2 separate regions of the Homo sapiens genome follow, and region 1 is linked to region 2. Evidence: chromatin loops called from intact Hi-C (ENCODE). Cell type or tissue: IMR-90. All regions are shown on one strand. Links, peaks and the distances in the headings refer to the core of each region. The heading gives the core; the rest is flanking DNA.

Region 1 (8,650 bases), core at 367-8,366, 720 kb after region 2:
AGCGAGACTCCGTCTCAAAACAAAAAAAGCTTTAAAATTTTTCTTAAAACTTTTTCTATTATAAAAACAGTACTTATTCTTAACTAAAGGTTTTTTTTTTTCTTCAGTGAAGGTATTTTTAACAGCCCCTCTTCCCCGACAAATTCTACTTCCTAGAGATGATCATGGAGATGCTTATGTTTACCCTTCCAGATTTTTCTCTATGGTCCTCCTCTACACATACACATATAGACATATCCTATAGCTATTATATATGCAATATACATACACACGTTTTTTTTCCAAAAATAGAACCAGGCTATACTCTATATATGCTTATTCACTTAACAATATGTTGTGAAGATCTCTTTATATCAATACATATCATTATTTTGCTCAACAGTATGCACTCTACGAATTTACCACAATGTATTAATTCATTTAACATACAACGCCAACTACTCACAGGGATTGTCTAAGGCTGTGGATGCAGACCAACTCCTACCCATGAGCAGGCAGAATACTTTATAGTTACGAGCATGGATTCTGGAGCCAGAATGCCAAGGTTTGAATTCCAGCTATGCTATTTTGTAGCTCTGTGACCTTGGGCAAGTTACTTAACTCCTCTGTGTTTCAGCGTCCTCTGATTGAAAATATGGATACTATTAATGTCTGTCTCCTAAGGTTTTCATGCAGTTTTAGAGTCGATATATGCACAGCACTGAGAACAGTGCCTGGCACATCTATTTAAGTGTCAGCTCTGATGATTTTTCTGCTGGTGTGGGAAGACAGTAAACAAGCAACTAAATAAATGAGTGATATGAAAGAGGAATGGAGAGACACTAGATTAAGTACTTAAAGAAGGCCTCTGGTGGTAGGGTAACATTTGAGCTGAGATCTAAAATATGAGTAATTCCCTCATACTACATATTTAAGAAGAAAATAAAACCTCTACTAATGACTTAAAGGTCAAAGTCCTGCAGCAAGAACTGATGATTAAAAGGGAACGGACAAAAAAGTTCTAAATATTAAAGAAAGAACAAAGGAATCCTAAATACTTAAGTGAGAAGTCTCCCTAGCAACAGAAGAGGGTCGGCCCGCGGGTCCCACAAACCTGGGCCCTTTATTGGAGCACAAGAAGCAACTATGGCTTTGCCTCAGAAGCCCTTTCGATTCTTCTGGCGACCCCTGGTGACCAACCCATGAACTTGGACACTCTTTCCTCAGGGTTTCTTCCAGAAGGAACGGCCCAGAAAGAGAGAAGTTATCTATTCTGCCAGAATCTCTACAAAAAGGAATTTCACAATTTCTCACATTAGCAAATTCCATTGCTTATTCACAATGATGATGAAAAATCTACTCCATGTCTTAATGGAATGTCATTCAAAGAAAGTGAAACTCATTGAAACAAAACTAGTACTAAATCCTGTCTGCCCTATTGTTCCCCAGATTGATATACCCTCCCTGGACAGCATCACCTTTGCCCTGAGTCTTCCTTTCCACCCTCATCTTCCATCAGCCCTTATCCCCCAGGCCCTCCTTTGCATCAGAGAGAAAGAGAGAATAGAGATAACCTTCTGCTCAGACCATATGCCTATCACTGAAACAGTAAGTTAATATACTGGGGGGGGGGGGGGGGTGCTAAAAACTTGCCAATTTCAGTACTTTTAAGAAACATAATTGTTGTTTTGTTTTTTTTTTTTTTTGAGATGGAGGCTTGCTCTGTCGCCCATGCTGGAGTGCAATAGCGTGATCTCAGTTCACTGCAACCTCCACCTCCCAGGTTCAAGTGATTATCCTGCCTCAGCCTCCTGAGTAGCTGGGATTAGAGGTGTGCACCACCATGCTCAGCTATTTTTTTTTTTTTTTGTATTTTTAGTAGAGATGGGGTTTCACCATGTTGGTGAGGCTGGTCTCGAACTCTTAACCTCATGATCTGCCTGCCTCGGCCTCCCAAAGTGCTGGGATTACAGGCATGAGCCACCACACCCAGCCTCATGATTGTGTTTTATAAGAGGACTTTATTGGAGTGACCCTTGGAAATTTTAGGAATCTCAACAAGTGTTAGGGCAACATTTTGGACCGGAAAGTCACTTAAAGTAGACAGGCATCTGCCAATCTTCAGGACTGGTTACATATCCCTAGCACCCCTTTCTTCCTATCTCCAATAAGGAATGCCACGCTTGGTTAGAGAAAACAGCAACTAAACCACTAACAGATCCAAATCAATGGCACTGCTTAAGATGAGAAGTGCAATTAGTAAATTAATTAAGGCCCTCTTCACACTTCTATATGCAGAGGCTGATCATTTGCTTGGTTTAAGTAATGTGTTCTACCTTAATTGAAGTCATTAGTACCCCAAGTAAATGTCTTTAAATTCCCACAAGTATGTTTAAATGGACTCCCATTTTGCCATACAGATCCCAGTTCAGCTAATACTTTAGCTGCTACACTAATGGTATTAATCAAGGCAGAGCTTTTTATTTAAAGCAATTAATTTTGTGACTAGAATTGTTAAATAGGTACATAACATTTTAATTCTACACACACACACTCAACACATACACACAAGTTGCTAAAGACATTCATGTTTTTCAAAGAAATTTTATTTCAAGTGGTTGGTGTTGACTACTCACCAAATCTTCCTTTACTATGACTGCTGCCATGGCACCATCATACAGAAAATTAATTTTTTCAAAATCTTTTTTGTTTTTTGTTTTTGAGATGGAGTCTCACTCTTGTTACCCAGGCTGGAGTGCAATGGCACGACTTGGCTCACTGCAACCTCCACCTTCCCAGTGCAAGCGATTCTCCTGCCTCAGCCTCTGGAGTGGCTGGGATTACAGGTACCTGCCACAGCCCCTGGCTAATTTTTGTATTTTTATTAGAGACGGGGTTGCACCATGTTGGCCAGGCTGGTCTCGAACTTCTGACCTCAAGTGATCCACCTGCTTTGGCCTCCCAACGTACTGGGATTATAGGCATGAGCCACTGCACCCAGCCTCAAAATCTTTTTTTGTTTTGAGGCCTTCTTGCATCATTCCGAAGCTCCTGACTCTCATCAAGTTTTGGCTTGTCTCATTGATTTGTACCAGCTTACACCCCATTAGAATCCTAACTTTCTCCTTCCTAACCTTTCTACCTGGCTCATTCCTTCATGAGATAGTTATGGCTATTCTCTTTGTGCCTCCTGCCAGAAAGTTATACTTTATAAGGAATAGGGAAGTGGGCGGATGCAGGGAGGTGTGGAGAAGACACCTTACTTTCCCTTCTTGATGCAAAAGTTAGTTACTTTCTCTCTATGTTATTTCATTTCCACAAAGGAAATCAGGCATGCAAAAGTTTCTGCAGAGTGTTCAAATATACCTATACCTATGGGTGGTGATCTATAACATCACCTTAAGCTACTTTCTTTTTATTTTGTCTCTGACACCCTCTATTCTTCTATATCTCTGATGCCATTAAGTACGTAGCAAAGAGAAGATAAATAGAGTCAGTTTGAAGAAGACAATTATCTGTGATCTCCAAATCTTTGTTGCACTGCTGGTGGATTTGTATCCACCTGTGTTAGATACATTTTGAGATATATTTTAATAAATCTGTCCAGTCCATGTCCCCTTCTCTAAGAAATGAGTCTCCATTCATCCATGGCTAGCCTGCTAGCCATGTTTATATCATGGCTAATACCCAGCACCTTCAGTCTCAGCTGACTGGACCAAGGAAGAAGACGTGATCCAGACTGTGGCAGCCATGGGTGCTAGTTAATCTCTGCTGGCTACATGATGCAAGGACAGGTAAACTTGGAAATGAAAGGTTGGCCATACTTGGCCGAGTGCCTGGAGAAGCAAAGCATGTTGATCTGTCAAGGGAGAAGAATGAAGCACAGATGAGGGAATCCTGTGGTCTCAGACAGAATAGGGCTGAGACAGAAAGACTGACTGCCTTTCCTCCCGAGGCTTTTCTATTACTCGTTCCTTAGGCCAGACCACATGTCCAGCCCTTGGTGTCTCAGGGCTGGAGAAAGATTTAGAATGGTACCTGCATCAGTTAAGGCCCAATCAGAAGTCAAAAACCACAGAGTCATTTTAATTTTTTATTTAATTTATTTTTTTACTTGGAAACATTCACCTTTAATTCTGTTACAAGTTCCAGTGTTTACTCTGGCCCCAGCCAGCCATGGGTATCACAGACACCCTTGGGCAAAAGTGAAGATGAAACACCAGAGGGGCCTGTTCTCCCACAGCCACATCCTCAGTGTTGGCCAAAGACCAGAATGCTGGGTAGGCTTCCTATGTCCACTAAGGAACAAGGAAATGTTAATACCTAGAAGTATTCATTATTACAGAGAACTAAACATACATATACAAAGAGAATTCCAAAGAATGCCCTGGGCTAGGGAGAGTGCTCACAGATGGACAAGCCCATAAGTTAGGGAGGGGACCCTTCCCAAGGCTGCTGTCCAGACCTCGGTGGAGAAGGTATGGTTGCAGCCTTCTGAGTAGCTGAGAAGTTCACTGAGTACCCTGGTCCAAAGCTGGTCAACCATCCTTGGGTAAATAGGAACAGGTGGGCTGTGACTGGCAGGTGGACACAGAGAGACTCAGGAGGCTGGGAGCCTGCTTGCCTGAAAGGTTGCACACAGCCTGGAGCACACGGTGTCCACACTGGGAGGGACAAGGGAACGACCCTCTGGGGTGCAAATGGCCAAGGCTAGTGAGAGGGCTGCAGAGAGAGCAGGGCTGTAGGGAGCCTGCTCACCGGCAAGGCCTAGGGTATATTGTGTTCATACTGGGAGGGCCACAGCCAGGTGATCACCTGGACAGAGCCAGGGATATCATCTTGCTAAGAGTCTTGGTGGTCTGGGTGCATAGCTAAGGCAGAGTGTCACTGGATGTCCCCACCCCCCACCTCAACACACTGCTGACAGACTAGGCAGTGGGGCCAAGAAAAAGCCAAAGGCAGGACATAGGCACAGAAAGAGAAGACAAATTCCTCCTGCAATGTCTCTCCAGCACCCTCTACTGACAAAGCTTAATATTGTGCTTGCTGCAAAGGAGAAATGCTGAGAGCTCTACTATGGCAGAACAGGGAAGAGGGTAGAATTGGAGCTGAGAGGCAAAAAAAAACAAAAATTAAAAGTAGCTCGCATAGTAATCCCCACTCCTTATGTCCTCATCCTTCCCCCAGGCAGGGAGTATATGCTAGTTGTCACAAGATCTCACAGCCACAGCCTAGAAGTACAAGACAAGAAGCTATGTTAGTTATCTAATGCCGCACAACATCTCTCCAAAACTTAATGGCTTAAGACAACAATAATAATTTTTGATCTCTCGGGATTCCTGTGGGTCAGAAATTTGAGGGTGTCTGGCTGGGCAGTTCTGGCACAGGGTCTCCCATAAACTGTGGTCAAGGAATCAGCCAGAGCTGCAGTCATCAGAAGGATTGACTGGTACTAGATGAACCTCTTCCAAGGTTGGTACCCACTGGAGGGTGGAGGCCTCACTTCCTCTCCACAGAGGCTCAGCCATGGGGCTGTTTGAGTGCCCTCCCAACATGGCATCCTTTCCTCAGACTGAAAGATTCAAGAGACCAAGGCACAAGTAATATTGCCCTTTATAAGGTAGCCGTGGAAGTCAAACATCATCATTTCTGCTAGCATGTTGGTCACAAAGCCAGCCTTGATTCAGTATGGGAGGGGACTGCCCAAGGGCACATACACCAAGGGATGAATGAAGAGCACTGGGAACTAGCCTGAAGGCTGGCTACCACACAGGCCACACGTTCAAGGGCTCCTTCATTCAATCCACATCCTGATTTGGAGTTACTGGATATTTTTATACTTAACTATAGAACCACAGAATGTAATGCTGGGATGGAGCCTTAGCAATCCACTAGGTTTAACATCTTTATTTCTAAATGAGAGAACTGAGGCCCAGAGAATACGAATGCCATCTCCCAAGTTATACAGCCGGGAATCGCAGACTTGGAATTAGAATCCCTGTATCCAAACCTCTAGATCTCTTTTCCCAAATTCCAGCCCATTGACTGGCTGCACTGGGACCACTGTGGAGCACATTACAAACACTGATCCCTGGGCCCTCTCCAGATCTGCAGAATCAGAATCTCTGCTGGGTGCAGCTAGACAATGAGCTGGGAGATCTGTCATATTTCCAAAGCTCTCCAGGTATTTCTGGTGAGCAGTAGCACATTTGGGAATTCCTGTCCTCTTCCACATTAACTGTGTTACTGGAGAAGTTCAGATGTGCAGATGAGGGAGTGTACATGGCACCATGCTGAAGTATGGTGGGGCCTGATTCCACGCCTTCACCCCCAGGAAGGGCTGTTCTGTTGGCTTCCAGGCACCTCTGGGACATGCTCTTCTACTGCCAGAGAGAACGCCTTTTGTTTTGGACCAGGAGCATTAGAGCGGTTCATTTTCTCTCCAATTGACTGCTGATTGTGCTATCTGATCATCCTAGTATCTGATTCAGCAGGGCCCAGCCTGCAGGATCCTGAGAGGGAGCCCTTCCTGTAGGTTGCCCCAGCACCTCACGGGCCTCAGCAGTGTAATCCTGATCTTTCATAGACACTAGATTCTCAAATCCAGGAATCTGGGCCTTTCCTCTTGGCCTGAGGATCAAGGTGGGGTCCTCCGTGAAGGGGCCTAGGCCTGACTCTAAATGCCCCAGGTTTTGGCTCCATGGCATTTGAGGTAACTGATCTGCAGGTTTTGGCTAAATGTGTCCAATGAATTATCTATGTTCCTACATCTATAAGGCAAAGTCCAATACTAGCTATTTTTTTTCCAATGAGAAGGATGCTGACTTTAAAGAGTAATAATCTCTATGTCTTTTTTATCTTCTTCAGTGCAAAAAAATCCCAATTTCACTTAGTAATTTCCTGACCTGGTAGCAATTAATCCACCTTGATGGCTGGGGTTCAGGTCCTTCTAATTTACAATTTCCCTCTATTTGCTGTCATCTGTAACCTCTCAAATTGTGACTGGTTTAGTTCTTGACATTATTTGTGTTAATAATTTTAAAAGTAATAATAACCATAATAATCGTAATCATAATGAAATAATGACAATAGCAACTATAGTTACTATGTTTTAGGTGCCACTCTAATGCTTTCCCTTATTATCTCTTCTGTCTCAAAACCATTGCCAAGTAGGTATTTTGGTCCCCATTTTAAAATGAGGAAACCAGTGCTCAGAGACACTAAGAAATTCCCCAAGGTCACCTTTAGCTTAAGCAGCGAAGCCAAGATTTCTATCCAAGCCTGACTTACCGAAGAGACTGTAGTCTTGGCCACTATACTCAAGTGCCTTCCATGACTCGTTTTCTCTGGATCTAACACATGACGGCCAAGCTCAAGGATTTCCACATCGGAGGCCTAATTTTATATTCCAGTTCTGCCAATTTCTAGTTGAGTAACTTGGGGCTGATTATTTAATCTCTTCATCTATAAAATGAGGATAACAATTCCTTCCTCATGGGGTTCAGGTAAGGATTAGATAAGAAAATGCACAGTGCCTAGCACATAGTCAGTGTTCAATTACCAGCAGCTATAACTGCTACATTTCTGCTAGTTTCCTTATACTTTTTATCCCATGCAAAATGCCTACTCCTTTCTCTTGCAGGTTGTATTCCCACTGCACACCAATTTCAAGTTCTGGAATTTATTCTGCACTGATTTGTATACAATAACAGGGCAGTCTCACAGCAATAACAGGAAAACAAAACTAATTTAAGAAACAGCATCCCCCCAAAAAATACTCAGAGGATATGACAAGTGTGCCATCCTTCCTGGATCTCTTATTTTCTCTACCTTCAGTTTTTTAAAGGGGTCATTTCTCCCCTGGTGACAATATCAGCTGCTTCCCTATGACAGACAATGAACTAATATCTCTGCCAAATGTGTCTCAGTGACCACTGCTTCTTCTTGTCACACCTGCTTTATCTCCTTCACCCAAACTGGTGTGACTCCATAATTTATAGCCAGAAGCCTCAGATATCTGGCTCTGCATGTGGGCTTCCTGGTAAGAGGTTCTTGGAACAATCTATCTTGGCTGCCACATGGTGGTACCCATCTGTGGGTACCGTTTTTTCATCTCTGCCCCTCTTCTCCCGAAGCTTCATCTATCACTCTCACCAGAACACCATGTACACTTAAAGACATTCTTTCCCGTTGTGTCTCCTGGGATCATCTTAGGTTGTGTTTATGGCTACAGTACTGGACTCAAAAGAACATAACCTGGTCAGGGGATGCACAGCTAGGTTTTCATTTAATTAAGGGGAAAAAGCAAAAACCAACAGTCCAGTCATTGTTTAATGAAGGGGGTTTTCAGACTTCAGTCTGGCAACCAGTAGAGCATGCAAACTAAATTCCTTTCCATGAACAGGTTTACGGTGCCAAAGCACCACCTACATTCTAGACATAGCTGTTCACCTGCCCAGAGGCAACCTGAGAAAGAAAAAAACTGGGTTTTTGCTTTGTTTCCATCTGATCTCTTCTCTCACCCTTAGTTCCTGTTTTTACAAATCTGGATCATTACCAAAGAAGACTCAACATTCAGAGGGTAACAAGGAACTGACTGGTGTCAAAAACAAGTAACAAAGCAGAAGGGAAAGTAAGGAATTGGAGTTCTCCAGCTAGAGTGGGGGAGGAG
Region 2 (8,650 bases), core at 232-8,231:
CAAGTATCTACACATATGGGTCTTCTGCAGGTTTCTTGACTAAATTGTTCAACTTTGAAGTCAGTGGAAGAAGTATGTATATGAGGCCAGGCGTGGTGGCTCATGCTTGTAATCCTAGCACTTTGGGAAGCAGAGGTGGGCAGACAGCTTGAGCCCAGGAGATCAAGAACAGCCTGGGCAACATGGTGAAACCCTGTCTCTACAAAAAATAAAAAATTACCTGGGTGTGGTGGTGCGTGCCTGTAGTCCCAGCTACTTGGGAGGCTGAGATGGGAGGATCACCTGAGCCTGGGGAGGTGGAGGCTGCAGTGAGCCATGATCACACCACTACACTCCAGCCTGTGTGACAGAAAGAGACCCTGTCTCAAAAAAAAAAAAGTATGTATATGAGAATGAAAAAAGAGGTAAAATGGTATGAGTTTTTTTTATAATTGGTTTTTAGAATAAAAATATAAATTATTACTAAAACAAAATAACAGACATAGAATGTTAGCACCACATGGTTTCTCAGATATAATGCAGTCACACGAGTTTCTAGATCATTTTTTAGAGTGCTGTGGCTTCAAGGTCACAGCCTGGGAGTGAACCCCGCTGGTAGGAATCATGGTCTCTGGCCTGCACTTCCATCAGAATGGCTCCATCTTATCTGATTTATATATGTATATAAATAGACTTATGTATCTGCCAGTCTAATCACTTTCCTCCCATCTTACATAATATTGTTGCCCACTAATTTGGGGCAACCTTTTTTCACATTCCCAATTTAGACATTAATATTGTTGTTTTATAGTATCAATGTTTCTTTGGATTCACCTACTTATTCGCATTTTCTTTGTCTATTTTCCTTTCTGACATCTCAGACCTTCCTTCTAGAATCATTATCCTTCTTTCTGAAGTACATCCTTCAAATTTCTTTAATTGAGTGGCTTCTGGCAGTAAATGGACTCAGTTTTAGTTTGTGTAAAATGTATTTTACCCTAATACATTTTCTCTATGTAAAATTCTATGATGATCGTTCCTTTACACATTTTGTAGACTTCATGTCATTACAGTCTGGCTTTTGTTGCCGCTGTTGAGAAATCTGCTGCTGGTTTAACTATCCTTATTTTATAGATAATCTGCCTTTTCCTCTAGGTGCTTTCAATATTGTCTTTATGTCTGGTGTTTTGCAGCTTCGTTGATGGGTGTAGGTGTGAATTTCTTATTATTTATACTCCTCAGGACTTGTGCTTTCTGAACTTGAAAAGTATTATCTTTCATCTATTCTCAAAAATTCTATGCCATTTTTACTGGCATTTCTCTAAAACCATCTTCTTAAACTCCAAGTGGACATTTATCAATTTGTGATTCTATTCTCCATTTCTCTTAAGTATTCTTTGCAGTTACCATTACTTTGTTTCCCTTGCTTCTGTTTTGGTTAATTTCTTGAGTGTTATCTTCCAGTTTCCCAATTCTTTCTTTAGTTTTGACTAATGTATTGTTACCCTGTGCTTTTAAATTTAATTTTTAGTTTTTAAAATATCTCTCTGTTCCTGCATTAGTTTGCTGAGGACAATGGCCTCCAGCTCCACCCATGTCCCTGCAAAGGAGATGATCTTGTTTCTTTTTATGGCTGCATAGTATTCCATGGTGTGTATATACCATATTTTCTTTATCCAGTCTATTATTGATGGAAATTTAGGTTGATTACATGTCTTTACTATTGTGAATAGTGCTGCAGTGAATATACACATGCATGTATCTTTATAATAGAATGATTTATATTCCTTTGGGTATATACACAGTAATGGGATTGCTGGGTCAAATGGTATTTCTACCTCTAGGTCTTTGAGGAATTGCCACACTGTCTTCCACAATGGTTGAACTAATATACACTCCTACCATCAGTGTAAAAGCATTCCTTTTTCTCCATAACCTTGCCAGCTTCTGTAGTTTTTTGACTTTTTATTAATAGCCATTCTAACTGGTGTGAGATGGTATCTCATTGGGGTTTTGATTTGCATTTCTCTAATGATCAGTGATGTTGAGCTTTTTTTCATGTGTTTGTTGGTTGAATGTATGTCTTTTGAGAAGTATTTGTTCATGTCCTTTGCCCACTTTTTAATGGGGTTGTTTGTTTTTTTTTCTTGTAAATTTGTCTAAGTTCCTTGTAAATGTTGGATATCAGACCTTTGTCAGATGGACAGATTGCAAAAATTTTCTTCCATTCTGTAGGTTGTCTGTTCGTTCTGATGATAGTTTCTTTTGCTGTGCAGAAGCTCTTTAGTTTGATGAGAACACATGGACACATGTGAAAGAGCAACACACGCTGGGGCCTGTCAGAGGGTGGAGGGGGAGGAGGGAGAGCATCAGGAAGAAGAGCTAGTGGATGCTGGGCTTAATACCTAGGTCATGGAATGATCTGTGCAGCAAACCACCATGACACACATGGTGTCATGTAATAAACCCATGTAATAAACCTGCACATCCTGCACATGGACCCCTGAACTTAAAATGTTTTCAAAAAAGAGAAAAAGAAAGAAAAAAATATGTGGTGTTTTGAGAGTACCTTATTACTTTCTCAGGTTTTTATTTCATATTCGTATTATTTCACTAACATTTTACACTTGGTTATTTTATTCTGCATCATCCATTTCAATATTTCAAATTCTTGAGGGTCTAATTCAGCTGTTGTTTTTGCTGACTCTCAATCATGGAGCCTATTTCCTCATGTACTTTGTACTTTTGGATTTTAAGTTCCTATTCAGCTGTATCTGGAGGAATCCTGCAAGACCTGAGTTGAGGGTGAGTTCCTAAGAGAGAATCTACATCTACTTCTGCCAGGCCCTGCAGGTCACTACCCATCTGAGTCCACATTAGATTAATTTGTTGGCCTAAGGTTTTCTGAATTGCACAGGTAGTATCAATTTAATGCCAGACCTTTGAGGGACAAGCCTGTGGTTATGAATTTTCAGAGAATATGTAATATTCTGACCCAGAGCCCAGGCTGAGAAGATTTCCTCGTTCTCTTTATGTGGTTTCTGTGGAAGTTGCACCCTTCATTATTTTGGTTTTATGTAAGGTCTCGGTTCAATTCCCCATCTTGCTTAGGCCTCAGTGTGGCCATTAAAATCCAAACCTCTTGGTTATCAAGATTGGCAGATGCCTACAGGGCAGCCATAGATTCAGCTAACACCTGCTTTCCAGCCCGTAATGAGCTCAACTATTTGTTTACCCTTCCTTTCTTATGAGCTCAACAATTAAATGGTTGTTTAGTATATTTCATCCAGCATTTCTAGGTACCTAGTTCCAAGTATTTCTCCAGACAGAAGCTTTTCATCATTTTTCTGATGAAGAAACTAAGGCGCAAAAAAATTAGTTGACTCTAACAAGACACAGCAATAGTAGAAAACCAAAACTGAGCCTCTGAACTCCTTGCTTACTTCTTTCTCAATCACGCATAATGCCTCAACTCTTAGAGCTGGCATTTGTTGTATCAGTCCTAATAACTCTTGAGGTATCTCTGAAATCAGTAGTAAATTTCTCCCAAATTATGATAACTTGCTAAAATAAGATGAGATTAAATCATTGTCACAAGGTCATTTGATATATTACAGCTGTGAGATAAGAAGACTGCATCTCTGACTTTCAAGGCTGTGGTGACATGTGTAGAAAATTTAGTTGTAACTATTTCTTCAAGCACATCCTGGTTTCTAAGTTTGAAGCCGAACCACTAATCATGGAGAGGAACTATTTGTAGTAATTAAACAGCCATCTCTTTAGGATTCATACAGGCATAGTTTATCAACAGCGTCAGAGCTTTCTCACATGCAAAAGCCTCACGTTCATTATTTACTGAATATTGGGGAAATAATTTGAAAAATCTGCACATTAGTTATGTATGCATTCTGAAAACAGTGAACACTATTTGCATCTTAAAAAGATCTGAGTAATGCTGTATAATATTGCAACTAGCAAATCTGAGACTAGAGAAAACTAATTTTGAGATTTCAACATAAAGAAAATAAGATGGATTAGGAATTTCAATTGACCTCTCTCAAATGACCCAGTGTTAACAAACCAACAACAACTACGTGCACAAACACACACACACGCACACTAATCCAGGGCTACTGGCTGTGGTTTTATTTTGCTTTGTTCCAAATTCCCAAATCTCCATGTAAAATGGAGACCTCATGGACATTCCAAATTTTTCTTCAATTTAATCTTGTCCTCAGATGGTGTTCACCTTACTTAGCCTTTGTCTTCAAATTCAAGAAAACCAGTTGTGGGTTTAAAACTTCCTGTAGAGGGCGCTATTGATATTGCCAACTATACTAAACTTTTTTTTTTTTTTTTAAAGGGTTCATAAACTACAGTTTCTGCTTAGAAGTCGTTAGATTGATATTTGGGAGTTAAATTTAAACCAAAACTCTAAGCGGACTAGTAACTATTAAGCTGTCTAATACTTTTGAAACAAGCGTCCCTCTGCTGGCTTATTTAATGCAGAAGTCTGAGCGGCCCCTCCCCTCCCCCTTGTATTATTTAATGAACAATTCCTCTTCTGGTCTGTATTAACAATGGTGCTTGGAACTCGGCATCGATAACACACTGTATGCCCTGTTGTGCTACATGTTGAATGATTTGTGTGTCTTTGAGAAAGTCCAGCTTCTCCTCTTAATCTGGTATCCTGGAGGCTCTGTAATTTACTCCTACAGTTCCCGGTCATAACGTATTTCATGTCAAGTAGGAGGGTTTTTTTTTTTTTCAAACTCTTAATAGAGATATTTTCAAACAAAGACAGAGGGCAAAGAGGATCTTCTTAAGATATTAAATGAGAACATAACCATCGCTTATTTGTCTTTTGTATTATTATGAGGCAATTGATGATTGCCTGGGGCTCTGCTGATGAATCAGACTTTTAATAAGTTTCAGCAAGAACGGTGTTCACGGAGATAAGTTAATTAATTGCTCTGCTGTGTGAAAGCTCATGTAGATAGTGTTTTATTCTACTGTGCAGTCCGTTCATAAAAAGGCACACAATTCTTTACTGCACTAATGCTTATCGGCAAACCTTCACAGAAAACATTATTTCACTCTTTTTAAAAATAAACTGTTAATAACCTTATTAAACCAGAAATGAAATATGTTACTGATCACTTGCCAAACGTGGTACTGAAAAGAAATCTTTCCTTTTGGAGCCTCTGATGTCTTGCAGCTAATTGTTTACAAAACTCTTCTAGATACTGACAGAAACTTCTCCCTTTATTACTTTTAACCGTGGGGTTTTGGCAAAGTGCTTCTTCTTCCTCCGCACCACTTGGCTGATTTCAAACCAGAAGAGTTCTGTATTTCTTTTTTACCATCTCTGTATAGCAGCATTTTAAGGGACCATAGGATAAAGACTTGGAAAGTGTCACATTGTAGTACAGTGGGGTTTTCTCCTGATGGCTACAATTTACATGCCAGGAGCCCTGTAAGCCCTCTAGCATTTTCTTGATGCTCTGAAGGAAAAAAAATTTCAAACAGTTCTTAGAGTCTGGAATGCTTTCCCTGGCAATTGACAACAGAGTTCAAGTCAAGTTTATGATTCGAACTCAAACTTAGCGTTTCCTTATGCACTTTTAACTCTTTGAAAGATGGGTTGAATATAATATAATATAATATAATATATGTATAGCACTTTCCTCCTGGTATATTTATTTTACTTTTATTGAATTTTCAAGTCTTTGTTGATAATTGTGTTTTGTAGATATTTTAAAATAGAGAAAACAATCTATTCAGTCTTGTCATCCTAGCACATTGGCTATTCGTTTCTTAGTTTAAAATTATCCACTAGGTAAAACAAATATGTTTGTATCATCGCTCAGTTTTCTGTTCTATTTCAAATTAATATTACATCATAATTTTATCAAAATTTTTTTCACATACGTTGGCATGGTCTTCAGACCTGTGGTAATAATCACACCTCTCTTAACGGGTGGCGTGCTGATCAAATAAGTTCAAATATCAGTAGCCAACACACAGTGTGGCACATAAGCACTTCACAGATGTTTTGCCTTTTCCTCCATCTTTTCTCACTGGTCGTTTAATTGGATTTCATTTGTAGCTACTAATCGGCCGTTATGTGCCATAGAATGAATGTTTTGAAAAGTAATCATGTGAGTAAATAAAACTTGTATTCAAAATGTTTTCATGCTTTCCAATATAATTACAGCGTAAAGTAAATGAAATCAGAGCAACTGGCCATTGAAGAATTGCTCTGTGCCACCACAAACTTTGCTGTGATATAAGATCTACTCCAATTCTGATGGTCAATCACTTGGCATCCCTCAGTGTGCTTTTTGGTGACAGCCACCTATATAATTTGCTTTCAACCCAATCTAAGTATTCCCATGTCCTCTGGGAAGGACTGGATGTGGTTCTTCTCACCAAATATCAGAACAACAAATCAATCTTCCATCTCTGTCTCCTTTTTCCTTTTCTATTTATCCACCCCCAGTGTTCCTTGCTCTTTACCTTCTATGTAATAAGCAGCTATTTTATTTGCTGTTTTGGGGTCTGCTTCCCACTAGCCTTTGCATTCCTAGCCGGGGTCCCTCCAGAGGACATCTCTCCTTTCCTAATGTGGCTGTTCTAGGAATGCCAAAGGGAATTTTTTCACAAAATCCTGTCCTTTGCAGGGACATGGATGGAGCTGGAGGCCATTTTTCTTAGCAATGTAATGGAGGAACAGAAAACCAAATACCGCATGTTCTCACTTGTAAGTGGAAGCTAAATGGTGAGAACACATGGACACAAAGAGGGGAACAACACACGCTGGGGCCTACCTGAGGGTGGACGGAGGGAGGAAGGAGAGGATCAGGAAAAATAACTGTTGGGTACTAGGCTTAGTATTTGGGTGATGAAATAGCTGTACAACAAAACTCTGTGACATGAGTTTGTCTATATGACAAACCTGCACAGGTACCCCTGAACCTAAAATAAAAGTTTAAAAAAATAAAGAAAAATTTCTTTAAAAAAGAGCATGCTTCTCACCATTCTTGATCTAAGGGACTGCTCTAAGCCTCAGCAGATCCTGGTCTCTGGCTGTGGTTGCCTCTTTGATTCTCTTCAAGTGGCTGGGTAATTCTATTAGCTTGGTGTAAAAATAATTGCGGTTTTTGGTATTATTTTCAATGGCAAAAACCGCAATTACTTTTGCACCAACCAAATACATGTTATGCCTTGCTTCTGACAGCCCAGGTTTATGTGGGATTACATGTTATGGGTTTTGCAATATTTGCCTTGTAGGTTTCACTTTGGGGTCTTTCTAATTCACTCTTGACCTTGACTGATGATAGATCAATATTTCCACTGCCTATCTGCCTTTCATAGACTCTTAGAATTTCAGTTTAGAGTGATCTGATAGTTCATCTAGTCAAATCCTCATTTTTATACATATAGAAAAGGAGATCAGGAGGACAGAAGAGATTTTCGAGGTACAGGTTACACCTTAGTCCCGTAACTAGACCTCATCTGTCTCATGACATGATTTCAGCTGTGGTGAGGGCAGGTTTACTGCCACCTCAGACCCTCTTTGTTTACTCAATTGTCCTTTTTAATTAAAGCCATCTCTCTCAACCCACAAAGCAGCAATTTTTTTTTTTTTTGAGACAGAGTTTCGCTCTTGTTGCCTACACTGGAGGGCCATGGTGTGATCTTGGCTCACCGCAACCTCTGCCTCTTAGGTTCAAGCGATTCTCCTGTCTCAGCCTCCCAAACAGCTGGGATTACAGGCATGTGCCACCACGCCTGGCTAATTTTATGTTATTTTTAGTAGAGACGGAGTTTCTCCATGTTGATCAGGCTGGTCTTGAACTCCTCACCTCAGGTGATCCACCCACCTTGACCTCCCAAAGTGCTGGGATTTATAGGCGTGAGCCACCATATCCAGCCATAGCAATGTTTTTAAGTCAAGAAATTTCAAATATTTTTACTGAGTCTGACTCGTCTCTCAAAATCATTGCTTCCTCAGACTGCATTTCACAAAGCAGCGAGCTAAAGGTTTAGATTTTCAAACAACTCTCCCCTGTTTCTTCTCTCTGCTCTATTTCTGCCCATCTCTCTACTCATTTAAACTTTTCTTGGTTACTTTGATATTTTGATGATTGATTGTGGATTCTGGTATCATTGCTTTTTCTTCTAGATCCTAATTACCTGTCCTATGTTCTCACCTAGTCTTATTGTGGTGAAAATTCAGGTCAACTTTTGGCTTCTAGTCTGACATAAAAAGAGCTTGGCAGTCAACACTGCCATCTTCTTAACTGAAGCTCAACAGCTGTCTAACAAAAAACAGGTTGTTCTAAATAATAATAGCAACTATATATTGGGGGACTATAGCTTAGGAATAAGTGAAAGGAATGAGAGCAACATTGTAAGAGATGAGGGGAGGAATTGGGAATTCTCTGTTACAAGATACCTGCATTACCTGTGAAATGGTGTAGTGTTAAAGTGGACTTGGGACTGGGCGCGGTGGCTCACGCCTGTAATCCCAGCACTTTGGGAGGCCAAGGTAGGTGGATCACCTGAGGTCAGGAGTTTGAGCCCAGTCTGGCCAACATGGTGAAACCTCATCTCTACCAAAAATACTAAAATTAGCCAGGTGCAGTTGTGCACACCTGTAGTCCCA

What was found. Peaks named below come from ENCODE experiments on the same cell type or tissue, not always from the same donor. Only the 100,000 strongest peaks of a DNase experiment are listed, where the experiment ranks them.
Region 1: it touches region 2 in a loop (6-fold over the local background); 2 of 110 quality-filtered maps call a loop at or near these places.

What each region holds. Positions count from the first base shown.
Region 1 is chr7:29,101,579-29,110,228 of GRCh38, forward strand. All of the region lies in intron 3 of CPVL (carboxypeptidase vitellogenic like), which reads right to left. Among named protein-coding and RNA genes, the nearest start is that of CPVL-AS1, 26 kb to the left of the region's middle. In IMR-90, for the core only: CTCF peaks have their summits at 1,174 (motif pointing left) and 4,999 (motif pointing left); a DNase peak (open chromatin) is centred at 4,993; H3K27me3 peaks cover 719 bases.
Region 2 is chr7:28,385,311-28,393,960 of GRCh38, forward strand. It overlaps a transcript of CREB5 not described here. Among named protein-coding and RNA genes, the nearest start is that of CREB5, 23 kb to the right of the region's middle. In IMR-90, for the core only: a CTCF peak has its summit at 4,279 (motif pointing right); a DNase peak (open chromatin) is centred at 4,311; H3K4me3 peaks cover 349 bases; H3K27me3 peaks cover 730 bases.